Regions from separate parts of the Homo sapiens genome. Here regions 1 and 2 are each linked to region 3. Evidence: chromatin loops called from intact Hi-C (ENCODE). Cell type or tissue: sigmoid colon. All regions are shown on one strand.

Evidence for each region. Peaks named below come from ENCODE experiments on the same cell type or tissue, not always from the same donor. Only the 100,000 strongest peaks of a DNase experiment are listed, where the experiment ranks them.
Region 1: a loop joins it to region 3, with 5 times the contacts of the local background. A loop is called at or near these places in 7 of 110 quality-filtered maps.
Region 2: it touches region 3 in a loop (6-fold over the local background); 17 of 110 quality-filtered maps call a loop at or near these places.

Annotation. Positions count from the first base shown.
Region 1 is chr18:50,781,081-50,789,080 of GRCh38, reverse strand. No RefSeq gene overlaps it. Among named protein-coding and RNA genes, the nearest start is that of MRO, 35 kb to the left of the region's middle. In sigmoid colon, a CTCF peak has its summit at 4,125 (motif pointing right); a DNase peak (open chromatin) is centred at 4,130.
Region 2 is chr18:50,654,660-50,662,659 of GRCh38, reverse strand. The region is part of intron 1 of MAPK4 (mitogen-activated protein kinase 4); the gene reads right to left. Among named protein-coding and RNA genes, the nearest start is that of MAPK4, 99 kb to the right of the region's middle. In sigmoid colon, no CTCF peak of the experiment used is centred here; DNase peaks (open chromatin) are centred at 3,379, 7,369 and 7,919; H3K4me3 peaks cover 686 bases.
Region 3 is chr18:50,555,490-50,563,489 of GRCh38, reverse strand. It overlaps MAPK4 (mitogen-activated protein kinase 4), which reads right to left and starts at 3,403. Exons shown (of 6, transcript NM_002747.4): 1 at 3,247-3,403. In sigmoid colon, no CTCF peak of the experiment used is centred here; DNase peaks (open chromatin) are centred at 2,341, 2,869 and 3,179; H3K4me3 peaks cover 2,300 bases.

The DNA.
Region 1 (8,000 bases), 230 kb before region 3:
ATGTAAAAATATCTTATTAATCATGTTTTATATTGATTATATTTTGAAATGACAGTATTTTACATATATCAGGTTAAATAAAATATATTCAAAGTTAATTTCATCTGTTTCTTTTTAGTGTTTCTTAATGTAGCATCTAGAAAATTTTAAATTATGTTTGTGGCTTGCATTATATTCCTTTTCACACAGTGCTGCCCTAGTGTATGTTTGAAAAGCCAGGCAAGCTACTCCAGAGGCTGAGGCACAAGAATCTTTCGAACCCGGGATGTGGAGGTTGCAGTGAGCAGACATCGTGCCACTGCACTCCAGCCTGGGTGACCGAGGGAGACTCCACCTCAAAATAAATAAATAAATAAATAAATAAATAAATAGCCAGGCAGCTGGGGAGAGATTTTGAGCAGGGATCCTGAGAAAGCACATTTTTTTTACGATGCTTACTGGCTCCCTCCAAGAATAAGGGTGGCTTTGATGGGGGGTTTGGTGGGCGTGAGCTACTGCAGTAGTCTCCTGTCCTGTAACGTGAGGTGTGGGGTGAGCAAGGAGGGAGGAGGTAAAAGAGAAAGCTAAGTCATTGGCAGAGGCCGAAATTCCTGCCCCTGGATGGGACAGTCACAGCCCTGACGCATGGTGGGCCTCATCAACTGGGGGCGGGGGCTGGTAGTGCAAGAAAATGCCTGAAAGCTCAACTAATCTGTCCCTCTGCCCCTGGGAAAATATCAGCTAAGTCATTTTGGCACCTGTGGGGATAGAACCAGGCTGGGGCACTGTGCCCCTGCCACCAGCTCTGTGACCTTGTGCAGGGTGCTCTTCTTCCCTGGGCTTCATTTTGCTGATCTTAAATTGAGGGAGATGAATCTGTTCAAAGACCCCACCCCTCCGACTGTGCATGCATCATTGTGTCACCTCTCACAAAGTTGAACACTTAACCTCCAGGCTGAGGGGACCCATCACCCTAGTTTGCCCAGGACTGAGGGTTTTCCTGGGTCACAGGACTTTCAGTAATAAACTGGGACAGTCCTGGGCAAACTGGGACAAGGCCAGTGGCAGAGCTGGGACTAGAAACCAAGGAGTTACCGAATGGTGTGTGTGGGAACGGGGCGGTGGGGGGACTGAACAGGAGGGGACTGGTGGGGGAGCTGAAGAACGGAACGCTCCTCTTTCTTCTTCCCGCAGCCGCCCGTGGAGCAGCAGCTGTTTCTAGAATGACTGATGGGTGCAGGAATGGGGAGAGAATATATAGGTGAGGGTTTTTGGCAATGCACTTACGTGCCTCTCCTAGCCCTCAGCTGCTGTATGGAGCCCACTAGGCCTATATGGTCGAGGGTAAGGTCCTTAATGGATCTGCTTCTGCCCACTCATTCAGTGTGAGGTTACCAGAAACAGGCTGTCCCTTCCTGTACCTCCCTCTCTAAGTAGAATCATTCTAGAACCAAGACTATCACAGGCGAGTGTGAAAATAGTCATTATTACTACTTTTATTTTTATTTTATTTTGTTTTTTTGAGATGAAATCTTGTTCTGTCACCCAGGCAGGAGTGCAGTGGCCTGATCTCGGCTCACTGCAACCTCCGCCTCCTGGGTTCAAGTGGATCTCCTGTCTCAGACTCCTGAGTAGCTGGGATTACAGGCGCCTGCCACCACGCCCAGCTAATTTTTGTATTTTTAGTAAAGACCAGGTTTCATAATGTTGGCCAGGCTGGTCTGGAGCTCCCGACCTTCAGTGATCCACTCATCTCGGCCTCCCAAAATGCTGGGATTATAGGCGTGAGGCACCGCATCGGGCCTATTACTATTTTTAAAATTAGGAACTTCTTCTCTTTTGATTAGCAATTATTTTTTATTCTGTTTCCTCAGTACTTGGTGGGGACAGCGCCCCATGTGCATCAATCACTGCAGCTGAGTAAAAGGCTGCACTTACAGTTCCTAGCATCGAAAGCCAGAGCTTTATCCAGGACACGGCTTCCTAGGGGCTTCTCTGCAGTGCAGGCCAGGCTGGTTGCTTAGGAATCCCTCAGAGTGGTGGTTAAAACTGCACATTCCTGAAAATTCTGAATGAGTAGGTCAGAGGTGGGACAAGGGAGTCTATAAGGGTGAGCTTTGAAAAGCTCCTGGTGAGTTTGGTGCACAGCCTGCTTTGGGAGTGAGCAGTGGTTCACAGTCCAGGCTGCACCTTAGAATCACCTAAAAAGCCAATGCCCAAGCTGCCCCACAGACCTATAAAATCAGACTTTTGGCCAGGCACAGTGGTTCACGCCTGTAATCCCAGCACTTTGGGAGGCCGAGGCAGGCAGATTGCCTGAGCTCAGGAGTTTACGACCAGCCTGGGCAACACGGTGAAACCCCATCTCTACTAAAATATAAAAAATTAGCTGGGTGTGGCGGCGTGTTCCTGTAGTCCCAGCTACTCAGGAGGCTGAGGCAGGAGAATTGCTTGAACCCGGGAGGTGGAGGTTGCAGTGAGCCGAGATTGCGCCACTGTACTCCAGCCTAGGCAGCCTAGGTGACAGAGCGAGACTCCATCTCAAAAAAAAAAAAAAAAAAAATCAGACTTTCTAGAGGTAAGATCTGGGTATCAATATTTTTAGAAAAGCTCCCCAAGAGCTTTAAAAATCTATCAAAGTGTATTGATGAAGACATTATGCTAAAAGCAATAAAACAGAAACTAAAGGACAAATACTGTATGATGCCACTTAAACGAGATTCCTAGAGTAGTCAAATTCATAAAGATGGAAAATAGAATGGTGGTTTCCAGGACTGGGGGGAGGGTGGATGGGGAGTTATTGTTTAATAGGTACAGAGTTTCACTTTGGGAAGATGAAACAGTTCTGGAGATGGGTGGTGTTGATATTTACACAGCAATGTGAGTGTGCTTGTGTTAGTTTGTTCTCATGCTGCTATAAAGAAATACCTGACTAGGTAATTTATAAAGAAAAGAGGTTTAACTGGCTCACAGTTCCACAGGCTCTACAGGAAGCATGACTGGGAAGGCCTCAGGAAACTTCCTATCATGGCAGAAAGCGATGGGGAATCAGGCACATCTTACAAGGCTAGGGCAGGAGGAAAAGAGAGTCAGGTGTGGGGGGATGCGCTACACACTTTTAAACAACCAGATCTCATAATAACTCACTCACTATCACAAGAACAGCACTAAAGAAGAAATCTGCCCCCATGATTCAATCACCTCCCACCAGACCCCACCTCCAACATTGGGGATTACTCAAGATTTGCGCGGGGACACACACCCAAACCATATCAGTCCTCAATGCCACTGAACTGTACACTTAAAAACAGTTAAAATGGTAAATTTTATGTATGTATATTTTACCACAATCAAAAAGGGGGTGTTGACTAAAGTGTGCCTTTGTCTTCCTAGTCCCTTAGTTCTCCCCAGAAAAATCATATTACCCAGTTTCACATTACCTAGTTTCTTCATTATCCTTCCAGACATATTCTATGCACTTATAAGCACATTGGAATATAGGTATTTTTTTTCACATCGATGTGGAAACATTACACGTTTACATGATGCTTTTTTTTTTTTTTTGATGGAGTCTCACTGTCACCCAGGCTGAAGTGTAATGGCACGATCTCAGCTCACTGCAACCTCTGCCTCCCAGGTTCAAGTGATTCTCCTGCTTCAGCCTCCCAGGTAGGTGTGCACCACCATGCCCAGCTAATTTTTGTATTTTTAGTGGAGACAAGGTTTCACCATGTTGGCCAGGCTGGTCTTGAACTCCTGACCTCAAGTGATCCACTGCCTCTACCTCCCAAAGTGCTGGGATTACAGGTGTGAGCCACCACGCCTGGTCTACATGCTGCCTTTTTAATTTTTAAAAACTTATTTATATTATTAATTAATTTGAGACAGAATCTCGTTCTGTTACCCAGGCTGGAGTTCAGTGGTTTGATCATGGCTCTCTATAGCCTCCACCTCCTGGGCTCAAGCCACTCTCCCGCCTCAGCCTCCTGAGTAACTGAGAAAGAATTTGTAGAGGGGTGAGTGGGGAGTGGAGGGCCAGCTGCCTTCACAGCCCCGGTACCTTGGCTGCCAAACATCTCCAGCCCTGGGTTCTGCACTCACAGCAGTGGTGGCCACCTCAGTCAGAGGGGGGGACACCAAAGCTGCTCAGTGACCAGAGGAGGGCGACAACATCCCTGCTTTTCACCCTCTAAGAGCCATTCTTTCAACAGACAGGTTTAGACTCTCCAGACCACACTTGGAATTCTCACACCAAGGAAGGCTTTGTTCTGTTGCAGGGGAAGGAGAGGGAACCACTCTTCATAGCAAAGGCTTGCAATTTCTTTTCATTCATATCTCCAGCCTTTAAATGGGTATTTGTTGAAGCCTTTTGATGTGCTTTGTGCTAATCGCCTAAGGATTACACTGCCTTGTCCTATGGGAGCAGTAGCCTCTGCCCTCCTGTATCTCTGGCCACAGGTATCTTTCTACTGCTGAGGTGCCCCAGCCCAGTCCACTCACCTTGGCTTGGGCTGCTCCAAGGGAAGCACTTCTCCTTGCTTTCCTGGGCTGGCTAATTTCCCCTCACTGTTTCAGAATCCATGCCATGCCCCTTCTGTGTGTGTGTGTGTGTGTGTGTGTGTGTGTGTGTGTGTGTGTTTGGAGGAGGGGTGTGTACAATTCACATAATATAACATTAATCATGTAACCATTTAAAAGCGTACAATTCAGGCTAGGATGAAATGTACACTGATTATGGGCTCATACCTGTAATCCCAGCACTTTGGGAGGCCGAGGCTGGCGGATCACTTGAGGTCAGGAGTTTGAGACCAGCCTGGTCAACATGGTGAAACCTCATCCCTACTGAAAATACAAAAATTAGCCAGGCATGGTGGCGCACACCTGTGATCTCAGCTACATGAACTGCTTGAACCTGGGAGGCAGAGGTTGCAAGCGAGCTGAGATCATGCCACTGCACTCCAGCCTGGGCAAAAGAGCAAGACTGTCTAAAAAAAAAAAGTGTACAATTCAATGACATTAGTACATTCATAATTTTGTGCAGCCTTTACTACTATGTAGTTCTGGAACATTTTTATTACTTCCAAAGGAAATTCTGTACCCTTTATTCAGTCACTCCCCTTTTCCCCTTCCCCCTAGTCCCTAGCAATCACTAATCTGCTTTCTGTCTCTATGGGTTCACCTGTCCTGGACATTTCTTATAAATGGAGTCATACAATATATGGCCTTCTTTGTGTCTGACTTCTTTTGCTGAACATGTTTTTAAGGTTCATCCACACTGTAGCATGCATCAGTACCTCATTCCTTTTTATGCTGGACAATATTTCTGTGCATGGATTTACCACATTTTGTTTCTCCATCCACCTGTTGATGAACACTAGTTAGATCGTTTTCACCTTTGGCTGCTGTGATAAAGCTGCTATGAACATCAGTATACATGTATCTGTTTGAGTCCCTGCTTTCAAGTCTTTTGGGTGTATATCTAGGAGTAGAATTGCCAGGTCATATCGTAAGTCGATGTTGAACCACCAAACTGTTTTCCACAGTGGTTCACCATTTTTCATTCCTGCCAGCAATGTACAAGGGTTCCAACTTCTCCACGTCCTCACAAACACGTATGTTCCATTAAAAAAATTATGTCCATTCTAGTCAGTGTGAGGCGGTATTTAATTATGATTTTGATTTGCATTTTCCTAATGACTAATGATATTGAGCATCCTTTTATGTGCTTGTTGGCTGTTTGTATATCTTCTTTAGAAAAATATCTATTCAAGTCCTTTTCTCATTTAAACTATTGGGTTGTCTTTTTGTTATTGAATTGTAAGAGTGCCTTATACATTCCCAATACTAGACTTTTATCAGATATACGATTTTTAAATATTTTCTCCCATTCTGTGGTCTGTCTTTTCACTTTCATTATAGTATCTTTTGATGCAACAAAATTTTTCATTTTTGTTTTTGTGAGACAAAATCTGGCTTTATCACCCAGGCTAGAGTGCAATGGCATGATCTCGGCTGTCTGCAACCTCCGCCTCCCGGGCTCAAGCCATCCTCCCGCCTCAGTCTCCCAAGTAGCTAGGACTGTAGGCATACACCACCATGCCTGGCTAATTTTTGGATTTTTTTTTGTTTTTTTTGTAGAGATGAGGTCTAATAAAAGCCAACTAGATCTTTCAAACTCAATTGGTGGAAATTTGGTTCTTTGATAATCTGAACTTTATTAAGAAAATAAATTTCTCACTGTTTCTTACTTTTTTGTTGTTGTTGTTGAGACCGTCTTGCTCTGTCGCCCAGGCTGGAGAGCAGTGGCGCGATCTCGGCTCACTGCAACCTCTGCCTCCCAGGTTCAAGCGATTCTCCTGCCTCAGCCTCCTGAGTAGCTGGGGTTACAGGCACGCGCCACCACACTTAGCTAATTTTTGTATTTTTAGTAGAGATGGGGTTTCACCATGTTGGTCTGGCTGGTCTCGAATTCCTGACCTCATGATCCGCCAGCCTTAGCCTCCAAAAGTGCTGGGATTACAGTTGTGAGCCACCATGCCCAGCCTGTTTCTTACTTTTAATTGGTCTTTGTTTGCCTCTCAATTCTTAAGCCTCCTCTCCCCCAGTAACATTTCCCCCACCCCATGACAGCCACCCACTTTCATTGGTATTTCCTTTACCTTATCACCAATAACTCCACTTTCCATAATCATAGTTTCAGAAACCCCAGGCTCCAACCACCACCTCATATGTCATCAGGGAATTGCAAATTAAAAAAATAAGGTATCACTACACACCTATTAGGATGGCTGAAATCCAAAACACTGACAACACCAAATGCTGGTGAAGATGTGGAGCCACAGGAACTCTTCTTCACTGTTGGTGACAATGCGAAATAGTGCAGCTACTTTGGAGGACAATTTAGCAGTTTCTTATATAGCTAACATAGTTTTACCATATGACCCAGCAATCACACACCTAGGTATTTACCCAAATGAGTTGACAACTTAGGCCTACACAAAAACCTTAACACAAATATTTATGGCAGCTTTATTCATAATTGCCAAAATTTAGAAACAACCAAAATATCCCTAATATATATGAATGGATAAACAAACTACAGTACACCATGCAATGAAATATTATTTAGTAATTTAAAAATGAGCTGTGATGCCATGAAAAGATATGGAGGAATCTTAAATGCATATTGCTAAGTGGAAGAAGCCAATCTGAACCCACATACTATATTATTATGGAAAAGTCAAAACTATGGAGACAGGAAGATCAGTGGTTGCCGGGGGCTAGCAAAGACAGAAAAAGAGGTAAACTTGTAGAGTACAAAGAATTTTTAGGGCAGTGAAGCTGTTCTGTATGTTACAGTAATGACGGATAGATGACATTATACATTTGTCAAAACCACAGAACTCTACAAACAAGTGTGAACCCTAATGTAAACTGTGGAGTTTAACTAATAATAGTGTATCAATATTAGTTCATCAACTGTAACGGATGTATCACACCAATGCAAGATATTAATAATAGGGGAACTGTAAGGGGAAAGAAGGAAGTGAATGGGAATTCTCTGTATTTTTTGCTCAATTCTTCTGTAAACATAAAACTCTTTAAAAAAAATTTAAACCTCTTCAGCCAAAAAAAAAAAAAAAGAGAGAGAGAAAGTACTTTTTCTGTGCCATTGTTCCCTTTTGCTGTCTTTGAATGTTGTTTACTTGAAACTATAATGTTGAGAACTGCTGTATCTATCCCATCTTGCAACTATGAAGGCACAAAGTGGAGAACAAAATCCAGCACCTTGAGGTGAGCAGAATTAAACAAAACAAAACAACAGTAAAATTGTTTTTAAAGACGTTGAAGGTTTGGATTAACTGTCCCTGAAACTGTCCTATCTCCAGACTTCTTTTTGTAAGAAAATAGATTTCTCAGCAAGCATGGTGGCTCATACCTGTAATCCCAACACTTTGAGAGGCCGAGGCGGATGGATCACCTGAGGTCAGGAGTTTGAGACCAGCCTGACAAATATGGTG
Region 2 (8,000 bases), 99 kb before region 3:
GGGTTCCTTTTCTTCCTTCTTTTACAAATGTCTTTGAACATTTTAAGAGGCTTTCACAGGGACTAAGATGTAATGACATTTGTATCTCTTGCTTTCCACGTAAGTTGAAGAAGCCCATGTACCAAATTACAAGGAAATAATGTTGCCACCTATAATAAAAGGACTCTCTTTGCCCAGAAACCAGGGTGCAGAGTTCCCAGTGCTATATCAAAACTGGCATGGTGAGCTGTATTCTTTTTGACAATGTGACCTCGCTCTTCAAAGCAATGGGTCAAATCTAAACTTCACTGTCCCTGCCCTCTGGTGGCTGTTGACTCAAATTACAGGTATAGGAACTAAGTGGGGAGGAAAAACCCTGCAAAACTAGACATGTAAATTCAGATCTCTGAAGTAAGGTAATATCATAGCGTCTAAGAGACTGGCAGGTTTTCTAAGTTCATAAAGACCACAGACACACAAAGAAAGAAGACTGTATCCAACACAAAGGCATGAACTTGGCAGACTGCTGCTTTATTCTCATATCGCAGGGCCTCCTATAGAGACACTTTGCTATCTGAACTTCGCACAACTCTGCAAAGATAAATGAAGCAAAAACGATAGTCAACTCAATGCTCTGAAATTAAGGGGGCAAATTAGGGGACACAGATGATCTGAAATAGTAAACAATCAGATCGCCTGTAAAGACTTCTAATGAAGGAAATTTGCCAAGGGTCTAGAACATAGTAATTGCTTAACAGATGTTACCTATTGTTGCTGTTTAGTTAAACATTCCCTTACATTTGAATAAGATGTACTCAAGATTCTGATAATTTGTCAGATCTTCGGTAATTCTGTTCTGCATGTTTTTACTGGGTCCAGGAACAAAACAACCATAGACTTACAGAATTTCAGATTGGGAAGAAATCTAAGAAAACAAGGCCCGTGGTCCTTATCTGGAGATGGTACTGCCCTCCTCACCTTATTTGACTGGGAGTCATTACTGGTATTTAATGGGTAGGGCCGGATTTGCTAACCATTCTACCGAGCATTCCCACCTCCATGCCCAAATGCCCAGAGCACATCCACTGACATCCACCCCTCCACCCCTGAATGCCAACAGCACTTCCACTGAGAAACATCGATTCTGATTCCAGTTCTAACTTTACAGGTGAGGATACCAAGGCTTGGAGAGCACCAGCTTAGTGCTTTCAGCATACATAGGGTCAATATCCATCTGATGAATGGATAAATGAATACCATTCACTCTGTTTGAGGATGCCCAGCCACTAAGAGACAGTGCTGGGAGCACCCAGTGAACCAGATTCTATGGCCTGTGCTAGCGAAGTTGGCCTGGATACCTAACTCAGGGGAATCAAAGAGCCTCCACAGCTCTCCATTCTCTCCCTCCTTGACTCCTGCTGCCCAAGTCATGTAATGGCAACTACACTGAAGCTTCTCTTTCTCCCCACAAGCCTGGTCTGACTCCCAAGGGCATAGCAAAAAGAGGCAATTGCATATCATTATTTTTTTTAGGAAGAGACATGCTTAAGCCTTCTTCCTTTCCAGCTTCTGCTGGGTTGTAAACAGAGAGAGGAATGAGCACCTAAGCAGAGGGGATGACATCACAAGCAAGCTGAATGCAGGATTTGCTTGAGATCAGCTGCAATGCAGATAATCAGCGAATAATTAAGAGGTGCTTTATTTATTTTTAAAACTCTTTCCCTCTCATGCATGGGAGGGACTGTATCCCGTGTGTGTGTCTCTTTTTCAGTGGTCTTCCCAATATGCTGTCAGCTTAGGGGCCAGGTACGATGTCAACGTGGCAAGCCTCAATTCCAGCCACTCCACCTTTCTTGTGGGCTGCTAAATAGACTCTTTGCTGCCTGGCTTTTTTGCTTGTATCTTCCCAGTTCCTGAAATATTCTCCTGCTTCCCCACCACCCCCATTTGTTGAAATCCTATCATTCAGAATCCAAAGTCTCACTTCTTTCCTAAAGCATCCATCCTGGTTCTCAATGACATGTCTCCCTTTTCTAAACTCCTGTGGCACTCATGTGTACGCTGTGTTTGGCATTTACCATACATTAGCCTGGGCTGTTATTTAACTTTTTGTACATGTCCATCTCCCAACTAGACTGTAAGCTTCACAAGTAGCTTACAGGGCACAAAGTAGAGCATAGAAAATATCCGTTGACTGGAAGGAGCTGAGTACCGTTCATTATGTCTACACAGTGGTGATGCCCACGTTTCCTAGGTGGTCACTGTCCCTTGTGATACTTGCCATGGAAATTGTTCAAAGGGCGCATCTCACAACAAGCCCTAACCATTCAGACCAACTAATATTTCTGAACTTCAATCCTCTTAGTAACATATTCTGCTTAGATGCTGCCTCTCTTAGAGTTTCAGTGCTCTAATCAGGCAGCCTCTTGTCTGACCATTTCTCTGTTCCCATTTGAGTTTATTATTATGCCTCTCTTCTCAAGCCTCTTCATTTTCTGTTTCTTTCTTTCCTGTTTCTTTACAGAGCAATTCTTTCCAATTCCTCTGTAATTTGCATTGTAAGCCCTTTGCCTTTCTCCCTAGGTGGGCTGATTACAAGGCATCCACCGCCTAAGAAGTCTAAGGTTAGTGGTCCATTTCTTGCATGATATGCTGAGAGGTGTGGGCCCACTGGCCCTGGGGAGGAGCAGACTGGCATCTGGATGTGTCCACCTGGGCAGGGGAGTGGTTATGGCAGCTCTTGGTGTGGTGCAGCTTCTCAGGGCAAAGCCCAACCATTCTCAGCTCAAAGGTGGTGGTTCAGAGCTGCTCCGAATCACAGGTGTGATTTCAAACCCAGGGAGGTGGCATTCACTGTCTGAGATGGAAAGGTCACTCGTTCAATCGTGCTTGAATGACACCCAGCAAGAGGAATGCATGGAACTCTCACAAGAGCAGCCAAGGTCCCCACGATTCCATGGCTGGGCATCGTAATAAAACACAGGAATAGAAAGTTCTACCCTCAGGACTCTGAACAATGGAGTTTCAGCTCTCAACTGCTTTCTCACTGACTCTCAGGTAACAGCTTAGTTGAGGCCAATTAATTATTCTCTCACTCATCCAGCCTTTTAACATGCGGAGGCAAACCAGAGATGAGATGGCGTGTGCCAACTGTCCCTTTCTGGGATTCCTGGGGCTTTGGTTTACAAATCAGCTTTGGAAAGTCTAAATTTAGACTTACCTCCCCATCTGCTCAGATCCTCCCGAACCTCATGCTTTCGACTTTCCACAGGAACTATCTCCCCAGCAAGGTGCTGACATTTCACAGACACTGCTTTCTTCCCCTCTCCTGAACACTCTGAAACTTACAGGAAGCCCTTCTCCCGAGGAGCCGCTATTTCCAGCTGAGCATGCTATGCACTGCACAGTTCTAGGTGGCACCATTCACATCGCAGTCAGTCTGACTCCAAGGCTCATGATCCTAATGAGTCACTGTGGTCTATGTGAATGGAGTCCTCTAGACCAGGCATTGGCAAACTTTTTCTATAACGAGCCAGATAACAAATATTTCCATGTTTGTAGGACATACAGCCTCTGTTGAAACCACTCAACACAACTTAATTCTGCCTTTATAGCACAAAAGCAGCCACAGACAATATACCTGAACAAATGAGCATGGCTGCATTTCAGTAAAACTTTATTTACAAAAATAGGTGCTGGGCCAGATTAGGCTTGTGGGCTGTAGTTCGTGGACCTCTGCTCTAGACTCCGTGGGAACATCCTCTAGCTCATTCACAAGCAGGTCCTGAAGTGTGTTGGGACCCGGCCCTTTTCTGGCTCCTCCTGCACTGCACTGTCTCCTTCCTCTTGGACTCAGTCTTCCTGTTGCCCCTCAAGGCGACACTATCCCAGGCCTGGCCTCCTAGGGAGCTACCTAGGAGGTGAGGCTTGGTTCAGCTCATATGCAAATTTGATGCCCTCAGGGCCCAGCTCTCCAAAAGCTACCTAATCTGGCCTAAAGTCCCTTCTAGTTCTGCAATTCTGTGGTATGGCTGATGTGCCTTGCTCCGCAACCCCACTTGCATCTTAACAGAAGCCTGCTGGAGAGATGGTAAAGAGGACATGATGAAGATGGTGGAACTGCATGTCCTGAGGGTTTACCAGAGGCCAACGGCTTCACCTGATTATTTCAGTTGGGTCTTACAACACCCCTGTGAGGTTGATATCGTCCTCCATGGAGCTCCAAGAGGGAAGTGATTTTCCCAGAGTCACCCTCTGGCAGGTGAAGAATCTGGGATGTCAACTCAGGTTGGTCCAAGTCCAACACTCACGCTCTAATCGCCATAGTATGATCTCAGCCCCAGCGAGTGACTCTTACCACAAACCATCTAGGCTCAGTGTGAGTTTTCAGGCCCAGTGAGGGAAAAATGTGGGGTAGGCACACCTTGTGGTATGTCTCAAATTAAAGCAAGAGGCAGCCACCTTTTCAGCCTTTGTTCAACCCAGTATGGAGGCCACAGTAAGCCCATTCTATGGAAAGAGAAACCAAGAAATAGAATGTTGAAATAATATTAAAAGTGGAGTAAAAAACCCTTGATTTTAAACAACCACACCCCCACCTTCCATCATGTTCTTGACCTTTAACTGTGAACCTCAGCCATGCTAGAGCCTGTGGCACAGGGACTGGGCATCCTTGGGACGAGCTGGCTGACTTGCAGGCATCCTGACTAGCACGGCCTGTAGCTGACACTGACTGTGGCCACCTACCCAGGAAACGTTCCTGCTTCCTCCTCACGAACAAACCAGGTCTGGTTCGGCCATCAGGCAGCTGAGCCTACCCAGGAATGACTCCCAGTGGGTCTAAACCAGGGTTTCTCAGCCTCAGCACTGTCAACATCTTGAGCCAAGTGATCCTTAGCAGTGGGACTATCCTGTGCACGGCTGAATGTTCAGCAGCATCCCTTGCCTCGGCCTCCTAGATGCCAGTCACACCCCCAAGCTGTGACATCTGAAAGTGTCTCCAAACACTGACAACTGTCACCTGTCGGGGAGGCACAAAATCACCTCTGGTTGAAAATCACTGGTCTCAATCAGCAGTTTTCAACAGGGTTGGTGTTGGCATTTGAGCTGGGTGCCTCGGACTCAAGGTCAAGCTGTTGGCCAGGGCTGCAGTCATCTCAAGGCTCAAATAGGGAGGAAGATCGGCTTCCAAGCTCACTCAGGTGATTACACAATGACTCCGGCCTCAGCTTCTGCAGTTCTCTCTGTTTTATGGGATTGTACCATATACTATTGCTGGAAGTTTAACAACTCTGATCCCAACCCACTAAATGCCAATAGCGCTCCCTGGTCCCTGGGTCAGACTCACATTTCCCGGAGTCCCAGGAGGTGATGTCATCTCCCAAACCCATCCCTGTTGAGGACCATGAATCTAAACCAACTGTGGTAATACAATTCCCTCTTGGCAGTGATTGCTTTAGGGGTGGTCATATGATCCTGTTCTGGTCAACAAGCCTAAGGGAAAGCCTGCTGGGGAGTCCTAAGGGAAAAGGTTTCCTTCCCAAGCAAGAAGAAATCCTACTTCCTGTTTGTGGATGCGGTTGTAGAGGAAGTGGTGTTGGTGCTGCAGCAGCTGTCTTGAGGCCACGTGGGGAGGTGGCAGAGGAGTGTGGGACCTTGCTGGCATCGCTGAGGAGCTGAGCCACGCCTGCAACTACCCACCTCCAGCTTTCTTGCCAAGAGAGACTGTTAAGCCCTACTGCTGTTTAAGACATTTTTGCTTTGGACTTTTACATTTTTTTTTACTTGAGGCTGAGATGATCTGACAGTAACTTGCTCAGCACACGGTTGGTCTAAATGGAAAGTGAGAAGAGGTAGGACACATGGCTTCTGACCTCAAGAAGCTTATATTCATATTGGGGGAGTGGAACTACAACAATAATTATGGAAACAATGCAGGAACATTCAGGGGCCAACTGTGTGATTCCTACTATAAGCGTAGCAGGAAGCAGGGTGAGTCCCATCAGTCAGAGAGGCTCTTGGAGGATGTGGAAGGCAGCTTCCCAGATGCCCCAGTGATCCTGGTTTTCAGGCCTTGTGTCATCCCCTCCCCTTAAGTGGGTGCTGGACTCACTGACTCATTTCTAAAGAATAGAATTTGGCAAAAAGAATGGGATGCCACTTCTGAGATCATGTTATAAAGAGCCTGTAGCTTCCATCTGAGGTAATCACTCTCTCCTGTTCGCTTTTGGGGAAGCTGCTGCTCCTTCTTGAGGCAGCCCTATGGGGGGATCCCTGTGAGTTCTCAGAAATGGACCTGCTGGCCACCGTGTGAGTGAGCTTGGAAGCAACCCTTCCCTGAGTTGAGCCCTGAGTGGACTACAGCCCCGCCAACAGCTTGATGGACATCCCAGGACACCTCGAGTCAGAGGCACCAACTAAACCATGCCCAGATTCTTGACTCTCAGGAGCTGCGTGGTAATAAATGTTGTTTTTAAGCCAATAAATGTTGGGACATTTGTTATACAGCGATAGCTAACTAATGGAGAGGAAGGACTTGGAGATCTGCAGTTCTTGACTTTCTAAAATAGAGAAGAGGCCTTGAAAAGCCCTCCTTGAGTCTGGGGTCCTGGGTCTCACCTGGCATGGATCTCATTAGATTCCAGAGTCAGATAGAATTCTGGGGAGGAGGGGAACCTTACCTGTCTGTTTTCACTGATGTAACCCAGGGTCCAGGGCAGTGTCTGGCATATAGAGAGGGATTCAATAAATAAATATCAGTGGACACAGGAATGGCTCCATGTTTGCAGTAAGATTTTGGTTATGACACAGTACAACCCACATGGAAAGATAAATTTAAAAAGCATCCCTGAGGCCCAGAAAAGAAAGTTTTTTAAATCCCTCCAGAGTGAGTAGGGGCTAAAAGCAGGGGTTCAAGGGAGGAGGCCACACAGGCCCCCAAAAGCATAATGACCAGAGGTGTTTCCTCACCGAGTTAAGAACTGCTGTGTAACTGCTGATCTTTACCATTGAGACTCAGCCGGGTCTCACTCTCAGCGGCGGCAGGGGGACCCCCAGGAATTAGGAGAAACAACTCTCCCTGGCTTTCCGGCTTTTGAAATTAAGCGCTGCTCCCTCCACCCCAGAGGAGTGCAGGCTGCAGTGGTTCGTGTGGAGTGACCTGTGCATGCTCAGGAACTCATTTTCCTTTGCAGAAACCCTGATATATGGGCAGATGGCTGCTCCTAATGGTGCCGCCCATGATGCCAACCTTGGGCTACAGTCCCTATGCCTGTTCCTCTCTCATGCCCAGCACCACTCCCAGCCCAGGACCTGGGATGACCCTTCACAAACACCAGCCAGCAGGACACCAACCGACCCGAGCCAAAAGCCCAGCTTAGTCTAAAATAAATACATCTCAAGCAGAGGAACCACTGACAGGCTCTGCTGCCCATGATGGGCCTCAGGTGAGCCTTCTCCCCCTGGGACGTGTGAGCCTGTGGTGACTGCAAACATCTTAAGGTCCCTGGGAGGCAGTGATGCCACCCACCCTGGGTTGTGTTTCCCTCAATACGGTTTTCTAAAGAACACGCCTGTGGGGACACTGCTGAGAAAGAAACAGGAGGGGACCCTGTTATCTTCACCTCCCTGAGGTGGGGTGGTTAGAGGAAAGAATTGAGGGAGGGAAGAGAAGTTTGCAGAAGGAACATCAGATGCTGGGTGGGGAGTTCCCTCCTCCCCAAAGAGCAAACTCCAGGAGCGTTCAGGCTTTGCTCTGTTTTCCTTTTGAAAATTACGTAACCAGCCAGGGAGAACAAAGCCTTCCCATGCCTCTCAGCGATACTAAAATAGCACGGAGAGAAATTCCGGCTGCCTCGTCGGAACTCCAGCACCACATCAGCAAAGCTGGGGAAGGGGAGCATCTGGGTCCCTGCGTGGGAAGTCTGGGAGCCGGTGGCCACGGGCATAGCACCAGCTGCACAAAGGCCCCTGCCCAGGCTGAAGGCTGAGTCCAGCTTCTGGTCCACAAGTGTGCCAGGGGG
Region 3 (8,000 bases):
ACCTCAATTGGTTCTGGGTGATGCCCCCCACCTGACACCTAGCCTAGTCCTTGACACAGTAAAATGTTCCAGCAGCACTCGTGTGTTGAGTGAATGGAAACTATTCCAGAGGAAGATCTATCAAATACCTAAAGTACTCTAAATTCGGTTTGTTTTCCTTGACACCTTTGCCAACGCTATTTCCCTCAATTTGGGAGGAAAGTCTTTGTTAGTTGTCTTTGCCCATCTGAATCCTATTTCATCTTGCAAAGCCCGTTTGTTTTCTCTGTAAATTCCGGATAGTTTTTCCCCCTTTTCTTATGAGCACATTCATCTAATACTTACCATATTTTCTATGTATCTTTCATAACGGGCTTACTTACAGAAAAGATTTCAGAGAGGCTTTCAAGTTCACAACAAAAATCCTGTAATATAGTTTTTTATAAAGAATTTAAAAGAGAGGTCTCAGAAATAATTTAGGGAGAAAAAAATCATTGTACCAAGAAGCTGGGATAAAGCCATTACCAGGAATTTCTAGAGGCCAAGGCAAAAAGATAAACATACAAGGCACGTAGAGAGTTCTCAATGTCTGATAAGAGAAAAACCACAGTTCCATGTGGTGAGAATATTTTTTATGTCAAATTCCAGGAGGAATTTGCTCCTGGCTTTTCATATATGCTGCCCAAGTTGTCATTTTACATGTTTATCTCATGAACCAGAGTTCTTTAAGACAAAGACTACGTCTTAGACTACATTTCCCTGATAAATGCCTATATTGCATTGTAAATACTCAAATATTTGCTAATGGATATGATTTTCTCGCCAATCTGGATATTCCAGTGCATCTCAAGATCCTAAGATTATCAGAGTAACAGATTCATCAAATCTCTTAGCAGGAAAACTATTTAATTCCAGTCCTAGGGCCCCAGCCATGGGCAATGATGGGACTTAGACTCTCTCACCCCAACATCACTGGTATCAGTTTGGAGTGAGGGGCTGGAAGGTTCAGCTGGCCCTGTCTTCATGCTTCCCTCTCCCTTCCCCTATTGGTTCCTTCCTTGTTTAGGAGGTGTCTTTTTTTTTTTTTTTTTTATTGGCCAAAATGCAGAATGAAGTTTATTTGAGAAAATCTTGTTTAGTTAGAAACAAGAGGGTGATATAGCCAGGGTTTGTAAGAGGCAGACTTTTAACCTGCAGCAAAAGTGAAACAACGAATTTGAGTCAACTTGCAACCAACCCAACAGGAGATTCACGCATCTGGAGTAATTGAGTTAAAGCAGATTAGGTTCTGGATTAATACAAATCACTAATTTCTATTTGTTTGCTTTTTTTTAGTAATTGAAAAATACATGCAATTAATTTCTGACATGAAGAAAAATTACAATTAATCCCTCACTGCTCAAAAGCAGAATTCTAGGAGTTAGGTCAGTTGTCTAGAACTTCTGGATCAGATGATCCAAGGTTGCTTTGTTATTTAGTTTAAAGCACTGAGTATTCCCACAATAGCTGTTTAAGCACGGTATGACAGTAGCATTAAAAGGGAGGTGTCTTTTTGTCTGTCTCCAGCATGGATTCTCTGTCCCTTTGAGCATTAGGGCTTTGCCTTATTGCCCTTTGATTCCCTGTGATAACTCCATGGTGCTTTATGCAAAGAGGCTGACTTTTCTAATGCAAGGAAACTGAATTGGAAAGAGGTTCCAGAGCAAGCCTTTTTACTATTCAGCCCTGCTCCTGTCTGACAAACCCTCAAGCATAGAAGTGTACCCTCAAGTGTAGAAGACTAGCCCTTCATACACCACACAAGCGGTTTGGAAAGGTTAAAACGCAGGTCACTAAAGGAGTTGAAGACTCGAGGTTCAGAAGATATTATATTTTCTCTCCCTTGTTTCTATCCGTACCCCAAAAGTACACTGGGCAACCCTTCAGCAAAAAAGCCTTTAGTATTTAGTAGGTGCTCAGTAAATACATATTACAATAAGGTCATAGCATAGCTATCTTGAACATAGTAGGTACTCAATAAATATCTGTTACATTGAGAACGTCATGACGCTTCACCTTCGCACGGGGTAGGTGCTCAATACATATCCATTCAATTGAAAAGTCTGCAGTATACCTGCTTTTCACATAGTAGGTGCTCAATAAGTATATTTTACATTAAGGTTATTTAAGATAGCTGCCTTGCACACAGTAACCTCCCAGTAAATGGCTACTGAGCAGTTGTGGACACTCCTCAACCCAGGCAGGGGTGACATTAATCAACCCCCAGGCACAGATCCATGAATGGAAATGCACGTCTCGAGGTAGTGCTTTCGAGAGTGCTGGAGAGGCGCGTGACAGTACGCGGCCGCTGCGCTCTGTCGGGACGCTGCTGACCCACTGCTGGCTCCAGGGTATCGATTAGCGATCGGAATCCATTCCCCACCCAGGGGCGGGAAACAGCCGCCGCCTCCAATGGTCATTTCGGGGACGCACCTGGAACTCCCGCCACAGCCCCCTCCCGGGGCATCCGCCCACCCCGGCTTCACCTACGATTCCGTAGAGTAGCTGGCAGAACAAAAGCAAAAGCCGGCCTGACTTCCGATTGCTTTCCTGATAGAGAGCAACCCGGGAGGAGGCTCAGGGAGCCGGCCCGGGACCCAGCTGGGATGTCAAACCCGAGCCGCTGCCCTCTCCGGCAGGCTGGGGCTCTGGGTCGCCCAGCGGCGAAAGCGGCGGGGTCCCCCCACTCCCCCTCTCCCAGGGGCTACCTACCGCCAGTGTAGGCGCCTCTGTCGGGTGGCGAGGGGAGAGGACGCTGTATTAACCCTTCAACGAGAAAGGGAGAGGCTGGAGGGGAGGATAATCGGGACTGCGATCCGAATCTGAACTCGCAGTGTGAACTGCCCCTCGGCGACCCCAAGCGCTCCGGACTGTCCCCGGGGGTGGGGTCCCCTAGCGGCGCCCGGCCCCTGCGTCCTCCTCCCCTAAACACAACGCGAGGAGCCCAGCGGCAACCTCCCATCCCAAACGGGTCCAGGACAGCACCGGCGCGCGGTCTGCAGGCGAGGAGCTCACCCAGGGCAGCCGGGCGGGTCCCGCGGGAGACCCCCGCCGCTCGGAAACTCGCTAGTTTGGCAGTGGCTTGGCCTGGGGGGCTTATTGTTAGGGTAAGGTGGGGAGGCAGTGCGGGCGGGGAAGTCTCATCTCTTCCCCGCTTCTCCGGAGCCCGCCGAACTCCGAGAGGCGCAGGCGGCGGGAGGAGAAAGCCAGCGGAGGGGAGCCACTTACCGAGGCAGAGCCCGAGAGCGTGGCGGCCCGGGCGCGAGCCGCCCTTTGTCTGCGGCCGCGGCGCCGGCGCGCTCGGCCAGGCCGGTCCCAGCCACGGCGCACGGCGAGCTCCCGCGGTCGCCCCGACAGCCCGGCTCGCTGCTCCAGCTCGGGCTCCGGCTCCCGCCCCGGCCCCGGCCCCAGCCTGCGCCGCCGCCGCCTCGGCTCCGCCCAGAGCCGGGCCCCGCCCCCGCCCACTGGGCCCCCACCTGCTGCGGCGGTGGCGCTGGGGAGCCGGGCCCTGGGCGCCCGGGGGCGGCAGTCTCCCGCGCGCCCTGCTCTGCCCTCCCGCAGCCTCCAGGCCGCTCAGCCGCGCGGTCCTGGGGCCTTCCCGGACCCAGTCCCGCGGAGACGAGCTCACCTGGGGAGCCGAGCCCCGTCCCGGGTAGCCTGGCCTTCCCGGGGCACACGCGGTAGAGCTCCAGTCACTCAGAAGCCCTTCCTCACGCCCGCCGTGGGTGGGGGATCCTCGGGCTCCGTCCGGGAGGGAGGGGGCGCCGAGAAGGCGGGAAGCGGGGATCTGCCTGAGCCCGGTCGCCGCCCCGCCAGCCCCGCGCGGCTGCAGCCGCCGGGGGCCCGGTGGGAGGGTGGGTGGGGAGAAGGAGCCGGCGGGGACCGGTGGGCTCTGGAACCGGGGAGACCCGCGCGCGCGGGAAGGGGCACTGGGCCGAGGGTCGAGGGGGCGCGGAGCCCAAGTGCACCGGTCCCCAGCCGGCCTGGGATTCCGAGCGGGCCGCCTGGGCTGTGAATCTGTGCTCATTGGCATGACCGGAATAAAACTAACAAAAGAGAACCAACACTTTGGGATCCAGAGGAAAGGGACAGAAGAAGCCACTGGACCCTAACACTGGTAATAACTGGTGCTTCTGTGGTGCCTTCAGCGAGCCCAGAGCTGTGGGCACCGATGAGGGTCGTCACTGAACGCGGTGCGTCCCGTTGGAATGGTTGAGGCGCTGCTTTTCTAGGCATAGAAAAGTCTGATAACCTAAATATTGCATAATGAGGTCACTGGTGGCTTTAGCTGCCCATGAGCCTTCTCCTCTCCCAACTCCCAAAGCCTTCCGAGTGAGACCTGCGTTTTGGCACTTTCATAGGGTCTGCTGTGTACTGCAGTTATTCCCGCTTCGTCCCCCACCTCTACCCCCAGACCCTAATACAATTCCAGACGCTTAATAATTGTTGCAAGAATTCGCTGTCGAATTTTAGCGTGGGCAAAACATAAAAATGAAGGATTGTGGGATCATATTGGAAAATGCACTAAGGGTTTGCACAGTGATGGTGGTATGAAGGGTAATGAGTGTTGGCTGCCATTAGTACATAGTTGCGCTGCGACTCCTATGTGTGCAGGTAGTAGGTTTAGGATGATATGCTAAGTTAGAGACTGCAGTTATCAGGACCTTCATTAACCTCAGAGAATAGTTAGGGATAAGGAAGGAGTGTGTAACAAGCGAGTGTGTGTATATCTGTGGTAAGACATTCCAATGTGTCTTCCCCAAAGAGAACATTTTAACATTTTGCTTCCTTGATTTTCATTACAAGTAGTATCAATTCAGCAAGTAGGCATAAATATGAAATGTTTTGTGTTGATTTATTCATTTTTATAACATCTCTTCTATGAAGGAAGAATAAGAGGCCCCAAGGCTGCTCATTTAATCCAAAAGAAACAGAAGGGCAAATGTCCCGCCACTTTAAGCCCACTAACTGCAAAGTGAGGATCTGGCGAGTCCGAATGAAGAGACTGACCCCCATCAACACCTGGAAAGCTCAGAGTCCCCCTCCAGCGTGTTTTTGTTTTTTTTTTTTAATCTGTTTATCTTAGGTCTGGAAGCTGCTCTTGAGAGCAATGTGCTTGTCCACGTGAGATAATTTATCTCTTCCATTTGGCAACTGGGAAAATGTAATTTTCTCTGTGTGATGAGCATGAGTGAGTGGTTCATACATAGTGAATGGCCATCCTCCAAATCGCGGGACAAGAGACTGTGAAATATGCATGTTTAATATCAGTGCCCATTACCGTACGATGGCAGGGGAATGAACAGGAAGCGAGTATCTGTCTGGGGCTCTCCACTGTCAGGTAAAGTGGTGTTCTGTTCTCCTTGCTGCTATCAGGAAACAAGTTATTTCTTATTTTTACTCCATAGGGAAGACTTCTAAAGAAACAGCTGGCTGAAGTCGGTGTCAGTCACTAGAAAATAACTGCACAGAATTCTGGAGTTGGGAAGTTCACCAGGTCATTCTGTTTGAAGACTTTTTTTCTGGGAGGAAAAAAAAATGAGCCAGCATTTCCTTACTGCCTGTGACTAGACACCAGAAGCTGTAACTCGGTAGCTAGGCCAGGGGTGCCCACATCTACAGTAGCCCTGGAGGATATGGGGGCAAGGGGTGCTGCACAGAGCAAAAAAGTGCCCTGTCTGCCTTGCTTAGGGTATTTCGGTATACTTTTCAAAAATATTGTGCTGGCTAAATTTGTCTCCCATGGCACCTGTTTTTGACTCAGATCTAGGTAGAGGAGGGAAGCAACTTAGGTGATTAAACAGATTCCTGACCCCACCCTTTCTGTTCCCAGGAGGAGTTGGCATCGGGGCCAATGACTTTGCATGTGGCCTCTCTTCCGGGGGTAAGCACTGGCCATGTTTGAGGAACCCACTATACCATGGCTTCTAGATGAGGGGATACCCTGAGCAGCCAGGTGCCCTTCTTCCTCTTGGGTTGCTTCTTTCTTGGGAGAGGACTGACGTTTTTTCTCCTTGTCTCTATTTATCTACCTCTTTCTCTCTCTTTCTGTTCCTCCCTCCCTCTCCCTCTCCCTCTCCCTTTCCTTTCCTCCCTCTCTTTTCTCATAGGTCCAGCCTGTCCAGCTATGAAGTTGAGACCAGCCTGGGCTGTTCTCATAGAGTGGGATCTAGGGCCTAGGAATTTGAAATCACACTTTCTTCATTCTTTCTTCTGGAAACGGCTTTCCTCATCACAAGAGAGATGAGATCCAAGATGTAGGATCAACTTGATTGAAGGAAGTGATAAGCTGTGTAAGTTGCTTGGTTCTAGCTATAGACGAGTGATTCCACACTTGCACGCTTATGAGAATCACCTAGGAAAGCTATACGTCTGTGGAGAAAAAGAAACAATAGGCGACTACAGTGGCCCACTTACCAGCATCTGTCCCTGTCTCTCATAGTCTGCCTTCCCTCCTTGTCTTAATATGTTTGTGCTGTTATAACAGAATACCTAAGACTGGGTAATTTATAATGAACGGAAATGTATTTCCCTCAGTTCTGGAGGCTGGGAATCCAAGATCAAGGCAATGGCAGGATTGGTCTCTGGTGAGGGTCAGGTATCTGCTTCCAAGATGGCGCTTCATGGCTGCATCCTCTGGAGGGGAGGAATGCTGTGTCCTCATATGGCATAAGGCAGAAGGGCAAGAGGGCTGAATACTGCATGAGGCCTCTTTCTGCCTGGGCCCAGTGGCTCACACCTGTAATCCTAGCACTTTGGGAGGCCGAGGTGGGCAGATTGCCTGAGCTCAGCAGTTCAAGACCAGCCTAGGCGACATGGGCAACATGTCTCTACTAAAATATAAAAAATTAGCCAGGCGTGGTGGCGCACATCTATAGTCCCAGTTACTCAGGAGGCTGAGGCAGGAGAATCGTTTGAGCCTGGGAGGCGGAGGTTGCAGTGAGCTGAGATCCCACCACTGTACTCCAGCCTGGGCAACAGAGCAAGATTCTGTCTCAAGAAAAAAAAAAAAAAGTCACCCTCCACTTGTGTACAAGATCTCGCTCCTCTCACTTTTGTAAGCACATCTCTCTATAACATGCCTCTCTCTGTTTGATCACCAGTTTTACCTTAATGCTGGGTCCTAAGCAGTAACTTTCAAATATAGTTTAATGTCTCCCATCTTTAAAAAACAAAACAAAACAAAAATACTCTTTTGACCCCATTCTCCTCCAGCTGCTGCCTCAACTCTCTTCTCCCCTTTACAACATCTCCTGGCAAAACAGAACTTGCCTCCTCTCCCGGTCTCTACCTCCTCTCCCCGCATCCTCTGTCTAACCCATTCCAATCATCACTCCATGCTCTGGTCAAGGTCATCACAGACCTCTATGTTTTTAAATCTAATGATCAGTTCTCAGGCTTTATCTTACTTGACCTATCCATCATTTGATGTAGTCAATCACTCCTTTCTCCTGAAATAGTTATTTTTTCGTGTGACTCCCAGGACGCTTCTGGATTTCATCCAACCTTACTGGTCCTTCAAGGAACAATAAATGCTAACTACTAAAAACAACACAGCAAACAGCACACAAAGTGGAGCTGTACTAAAGCCACCAAATTCAGGAATACAACAGAGATGCCTCCTATCACCACTATTATTAATATTGTTTTAGAGACTAAAATAAAGCAGTAAGACATGAAAATGAAATAGTAGATACAAATATGGAAAAGGAAGAAAGAAATTGTTTCATTGTAAATGCTGTAATTGCACAACTAAAAACCTTCAGACTCTAGTTCTTTTAGAAGAACTATTAGAACTAATAGGAGAATGTAGTGGTGTTGCTAAAAATAGTAAAAAGAATAAATAAACCCAAAATCTGGTGTTTAAAAAGAACAATGAAATAGGTAAACTCCTCAGAAGCCTGGTTAAGGAAAAGAGAAAGAAAAAATTAATATTATCAATAAAAAGGTGATATAAGCATAGATTCAGAAGATATTCTAAA